2 separate regions of the Homo sapiens genome follow, and region 2 is linked to region 1. A link is a contact called in ENCODE POLR2A ChIA-PET data. All regions are on one chromosome and are shown on one strand. Each heading gives the region's core, a stretch centred on a gene start or an enhancer-like site at or near the end of the contact. The rest is flanking DNA. Distances are from core to core; before and after follow the strand shown.

Region 1 (2,725 bases), core at 127-2,626:
ACTCTTCGCCTTGAACTCCATATACAAACATTTCAGATTCGTACTTCCACTTCCTGAAAATAATACTGTTTGTAAACGAAAAGGCAATAAGGTTACTCCCAAAACTCCTGTACTCCATGATCCATCCTCAAAGAGTGGAAGGAACAGCAAAGTAGAAGGAACAAAGCACTGACGTCAATTACGAGATTAACCCCAAGCACAGGCAGCTGGAGGAAAGGCCTAAACATCAATATCCACGCACAAGCTACTGGGATAACTAGGTAACAGACCGATTCAGAAGTTGTAGGGGAGGGTATTCGAGTATTATACCCCCACGTTCCCATTTTTAGTCAATCCCCTTCGCAAGTCGAAGGCGGAAATTTTTCCTTCTTTTTTTTTTTTTTTTGCGGGGGTGGGGGTGTGGGAGAGGTGCGCAGGATCGCGAGAAGGAAAGCGAGAACTAGCTGGGTAATGTTAGCCAGAATCTGGGCCTATTTTCTCTTTAATTAGACATAATTTGAAATTGAGGAGGATATGAAAAAGTAACAAATCAGCCGATGGAACGTCTGAGGAAAGAAAGAGGAAAGGAGAAACACTAAACGGATGGATTTCTGGGAATTTTTGTTAGGATTGGGTTAGCTTTTTTTATTTTCTTATCTTTGCGGGAAGGTGGTGGGGTGGGACGCGCAGATGAGAGGAGGGGTGACGCCTGATTGAGCAGCCCCAGCCCGGAGGGTCTCCCCGAGGCTCCCCGCAGAACTTGCGGGCCCCCACCCCCACCCGGCCCCGGCCACAACCCCCGCGGCCCGGCCCGGCCCTGGGTCAGTCTGTCGGCCCTTCTTACCTCCAGTCCCGGCTCCGCTAGGCCCGAACCATCTCCTGGCTGCGGCAGTGGCGGCGCCGGGCCTGCACCTTCACCGGACGCGCATTCGAGCCCGCCCAGGGGGCGGTGACAGGCTGCCAAGGGCGAGGGGCTCCGGGAGGCGGCGGGGGTTCCGGAGGCCTCGACAAACGAAGGCGGCGTCGGCGGCGGCGGCAGCGATGCGCCTCACACGGAACAGGCGTAGGCCCCGCACCGCTCCATGACGGTCGGGCCCGGGCTGGGACAGCTGACTGAGGCGGCGGGGGCGGGTTAACGAAGACCTGGCACCAGGATCCCCGCCCCGTCCGCTGGCGGCGGCGACGGCAGCTGGACTCCTGCAGCCAGGGCTGTGACTGACGCAGCGGCCGTGCCACCATGTGACCAAGACCGGGCGGGTGCGGGGCGTCACGTGATGCCTCTGCGCCCCTCCCCGCTGGGGGAGTAGGGGGCGGGGGTCTGTGGGCCGGCTGGGCCGGGAGGCGACGCCCGGGGTGGTGACGTTCCCGGCTGTGGGGTCTGATGACCCGGGCCAGGCAAAGGACCCGCCCGAGCGGTATAGGCCTGAGCCTCTGGGCACTGCGGCCGCGTCCGGCAGGGCTGCCACGGCAGTACAGGGCCTGCACATCCGGGAGCTCACGCCCTCCTGCGCGTAGCCCGCTAGTGAGGTTCCGAAGGGCGGGGCCGGGCCGAACCGGATATGCCGGTTCTGGGGCTCAGGTGACAAACCCAGGCCTTCCGCCCCTCGCCTCTGGTGGGGATCCGGCCCAACCCGGAGCTTCCTAGACTTGCTTCCAGGTGTCGAAGCCTCGAGTCCTCAAGAGGTCCAGCAAAAAGGCAAAGGACGCAGGAGGCTGTTCGGTATTTCCAGTAAACTTACCCTAAGAAGCCAAACCGTCCCTCTTTCTTCGTCATTTAAACATCTTCTGCCACTAATGTTTTCCTTTTCATTTATTTATTGAGATAGATCTCGCTGTTGTCGCCCAGGCTGGAGTACAATGGCGGGATCTCGGCTCACTGCAACCTCCGCCTCCCGAGTTCAAGCGATTCTAGTACCTCAGCCTCCGGAGTAGCTGGGATTAAAGGGGGGAGCCACCACCTACGGCTAATTTTTGTATTTTTAATAGAGACACGGTTTCACCATGTTGGCCAGGCTGGTCTCGAACTCCTGACCTCAACCAATCCACCCGCCTGGGCCTCCCAAAGTGTTGGGATTACAGGCGTGAGCCACCGCACCCGGCCCACTAATGTTTTTCTTCAGCATATCATTCTGAACACTTCTTTCACCTCTAAACATCTACTATTTCTTTTAAGCTTCACTCTTTATATGCATTTTCTCTATAGAGCTATATAAATTAGGAAATGTCTTAATAGAAAACTCAAAACATGACAGAATAAAAAATAATTGATTCTCCCATCTCTGTCTGTTAGCTGTTTCAGTCCTGGAAGGCAATCACTTAGCATTTAATAATGTATCTTTCCCTACATATTTGTAAGTAATACATTAAAATATAGGGATACTTCTTTTTACACAAAAGGTAACACACTATATACGCTGTTCAGTCCTTTTTTTCTCACTTCAAATATCTTGGATAGGCTGGGCACAGTGGCTCAGGCCTATGATCCCAACACTTTAGGAGGCCGAGGGGGGCTGATCGCTTGAGACCAGGAGTTTGAGACCAACCCCGGCAACATGGCAAAACCCCATCCCTATGAAAAATACAAAAATTAGCCGGGCGTGGTGGTGCATGCGTATAGTCCCACCTACTCTGGAGACTGAGGTGGGAGGATCACTTGAGCCTAGGAGGTCGGTGCTGCAGTGAGCCGGGAGCTTGCCATCCAGCCTGGATGAGAGTGAGACCCTGTCTCAAAAAAAGAAAAAAGAAA
Region 2 (2,725 bases), core at 62-2,561, about 17 Mb after region 1:
AGAAAACAAAAAGAAAATACAGTCTATAGGCCGGTTGCTGTGGCTCATGCCTGTAATCCCAGAACTTTGGGAGGCAGAGGCGGGTGGATCACGAGGTCAGGAGTTCAAGACCAGCCTGGCCAACATGGTGAAACCCTGTCTCTACTAAACAAAAATTAGCCGGGCATGGTGGCGCATGCCTGTAGTCCCAGCTACTCGGGAGGCTGAGGCAGGAGAATCACTTGAACCCAGGAGGCAGAGCTTGTAGTGAGCCGAGATCATGCCACTGCCCTCCAGCCTTCGCGACAGAGCAAGACTCTCTCAAAAAAAAAAAAGAAAAGAAAAGAAAATACATTCTACGGCCATACCACCCTGAACACACCCGATCTTGTCTGAAAATACAGAGCCCTGAAGTCATCTCCTACCCGCTCACGGGCACATTCACAGGCTCCCAGTGGCCTACAGAATCGAAGCCTGTCTCTGTGCCTGGCATTCACGATGTCCACAGTCTAGGGATTCTACTTCCCTTCTGCTCTTTTTTCACACCCCACACTCCAGCCCTTTGGACTCTGTAACCTCCTCAGTCCTCATAAGGACATCACTTCTCAGCCTCAGGCCTTTGACATGCGAAGCCCTCTTCCTACAACTCCACCAGCTAGATGTTTACATAGTCCTTTATATTTACCTGTATTTTATGAAACATTGCTGAATTCTCATAAAAACCTTGTGGGGGCCAGGCGCGGTGGCTCACGCCTGTAATCCCAGCACTTTGGGAGGCCGAGGCAGGCAGATCACGAGGTCAGGAGATCGAGACCATCCTGGCTAACATGGTGAAACACCATCTCTACTAAAAATACAAAAAATTAGCCGGGCTTGGTGGCGGGCGCCTGTAGTCCCAGCTACTCAGGAGGCTGAGTCAGGAGAATGGCGTGAACCCGGGAGGCGGAGCTTGCAGTTAGTGGAGATCGCACCACTGCACTCCAGCCTGGGTGCAGAGCGAGACTCCGTCTCAAAAAAAAAAAAAAAACAACAAAAACAAAACACAGCTGGTAAACAGAGGGGCTGGAAGAAGGCTTAGGCTTCAGTGTTGAGCTCTCCACCCCTCACAGTGCCTCTCCCAGCTCCTGAGTAGATGTGGGGCCTCTTCTCTGGATGGACCACAGTTGTCTGAGGGCAGGAGCTGAGCCTCCCCGGCCTCCTCAGTGTGAGCCATCGATGTCCAGCACATGCTGTTTCTCCTGCTCCCCTGGACTTTGGCCATCATCCCACTCAGGCTTGGGGAGAACAGGCTCTTCTGGCAGCCACCCTGGGACAAGCCTGGCTCTCCCAGGTGGCTCCAGCATTCCCTCCACTAGGCAGGTAGAGCCAGCTGCTGTGGAGACTTGCAGCTACCATGACTCATTCACAGCCTGGGCATGGCCCGCCTGTGCCCTGAGCAGAGCTGTGGAAACCAGCTGGGTGGGTCCAAACTGACAAAGCAGCCCATCCACCCATTTCTTCTAGGAGCCCAGGCCCCAGCAATGTGGCCCTTGCTTTTTCCACTTGGACAATGGACTTAAGGAGATAATGCTTTAGCCCTCTAGATCTGCGCACCAGTCAGAGCTGTGTCTTCCTGTATCAAAACCCACCTAATACAACCATGTTCCCTGAGATCATGAGAAAGAGTTCTTTGTGAACTCGGCCTCAAATTCTGGGAATAACTTCCACTTGGATGTGAATAATGGCTCTTCACATTCATCAACAGCTATGTGCTTGGCACTATTCTTTTTTTTTTTTTTTTTTTTGAAACAGAGTCTCAGTCTGTCACCTGGGCTGGAGTGCAGTGGTGTGATCTCTGCTCACTGCAACCTCCGCCTCCCAAGTTCAAAAGATTCTCCTGTCTCAGCCTCTCAAGTAGCTGGGATTACAGGAGCGTGCCAGCACACTCAGCTAATTTTTTGTGTGTTTTTAGTAGAGACAGGGTTTCACCATGTTGGCCAGGCTGGTCTTGTACTCCTGGCCTCAAGTGATCCGCCTGCCTCGGTGTCCCAAAGTGCTAGGATTACAGGTGAGAGCCACTGTACCTGGCCGTGCTTGGCACTATTCTAAACTCAACAGGCCAGGCGCGGCAGCTCACACCTGTAATCCCAACACTTTGGGAGGCCAAGGCAGATAGATCACCTTAGGTCAGGAGTTCGAGACCAGCCTGGGCAACATGGTGAAACCCCATCTCTACTAAAAAGGCAAACATTAGCTGGGTGTGGTGGTGGACGCCTGTAATCCCAGCTACTAAGGAGGCTGAGGTGGGAGAATCACTTGAACCCGGGAGTTAGAGATTGCAGTGAGCTGAGATCAGGCCACTGAACTCCAGCCTGGGAAACAGAGCGAGACTCTGTCTCAAAAAAGTGTTACACTCAACAAAGCTTTGGCCTTGATACCTGATGGTGGGAGGATAAGACAGGAGGAAAATTTTTATCCAATTGTCTAGACCAAGGACTGAAAATCAGCGTAGAGAAGAAAGTTAACCTGGGTCATTGTCAGTGTCAGAGTGAAATCTAGTAACTTGGTCTTCTATCTCCCCCAGCTTCAGTGTTATTTCCAAGGCATCAAGCTGCCTTCCAGGAGCAAGGAGGATGCTGCTTCTGTTTTAGAGCAAGAGTTAATGCAAAAGAAAGTTAGCAATGTGTGCAGCTTTCATGTTGTGACTTCACCTTCATTAGAAATGGGAACAAGCCAAGGAAAAGGTCCCAGTGAAATCTGAGATAAT

Evidence for each region. ChIA-PET counts read pairs that join two places held with the same protein, here RNA polymerase II (POLR2A).
Region 2: POLR2A ChIA-PET joins it to region 1 with 12 read pairs in PC-3. The contact joins the enhancer-like site here to the promoter of AFF4-DT in region 1. POLR2A ChIA-PET finds 5 or more read pairs at or near these places in 2 of 52 experiments (PC-3 and Panc1).

Annotation. Positions count from the first base shown.
Region 1 is chr5:132,962,436-132,965,160 of GRCh38, forward strand. AFF4-DT (AFF4 divergent transcript) reads left to right here and starts at 1,377. Exons shown (of 2, transcript NR_186175.1): 1 at 1,377-1,699; 2 at 1,806-2,255. It overlaps AFF4 (ALF transcription elongation factor 4), which reads right to left and starts at 1,199. Exons shown (of 21, transcript NM_014423.4): 1 at 824-1,199. RefSeq lists a silencer at 654-1,493.
Region 2 is chr5:149,473,125-149,475,849 of GRCh38, forward strand. No RefSeq gene overlaps it. Among named protein-coding and RNA genes, the nearest start is that of MIR145, 44 kb to the left of the region's middle. Within about 2 kb of position 1,312, at least 6 of the 41 ENCODE cell types and tissues checked have a DNase peak (open chromatin) inside an H3K27ac peak, as active enhancers do; they include PC-3, where a contact is called at or near this core.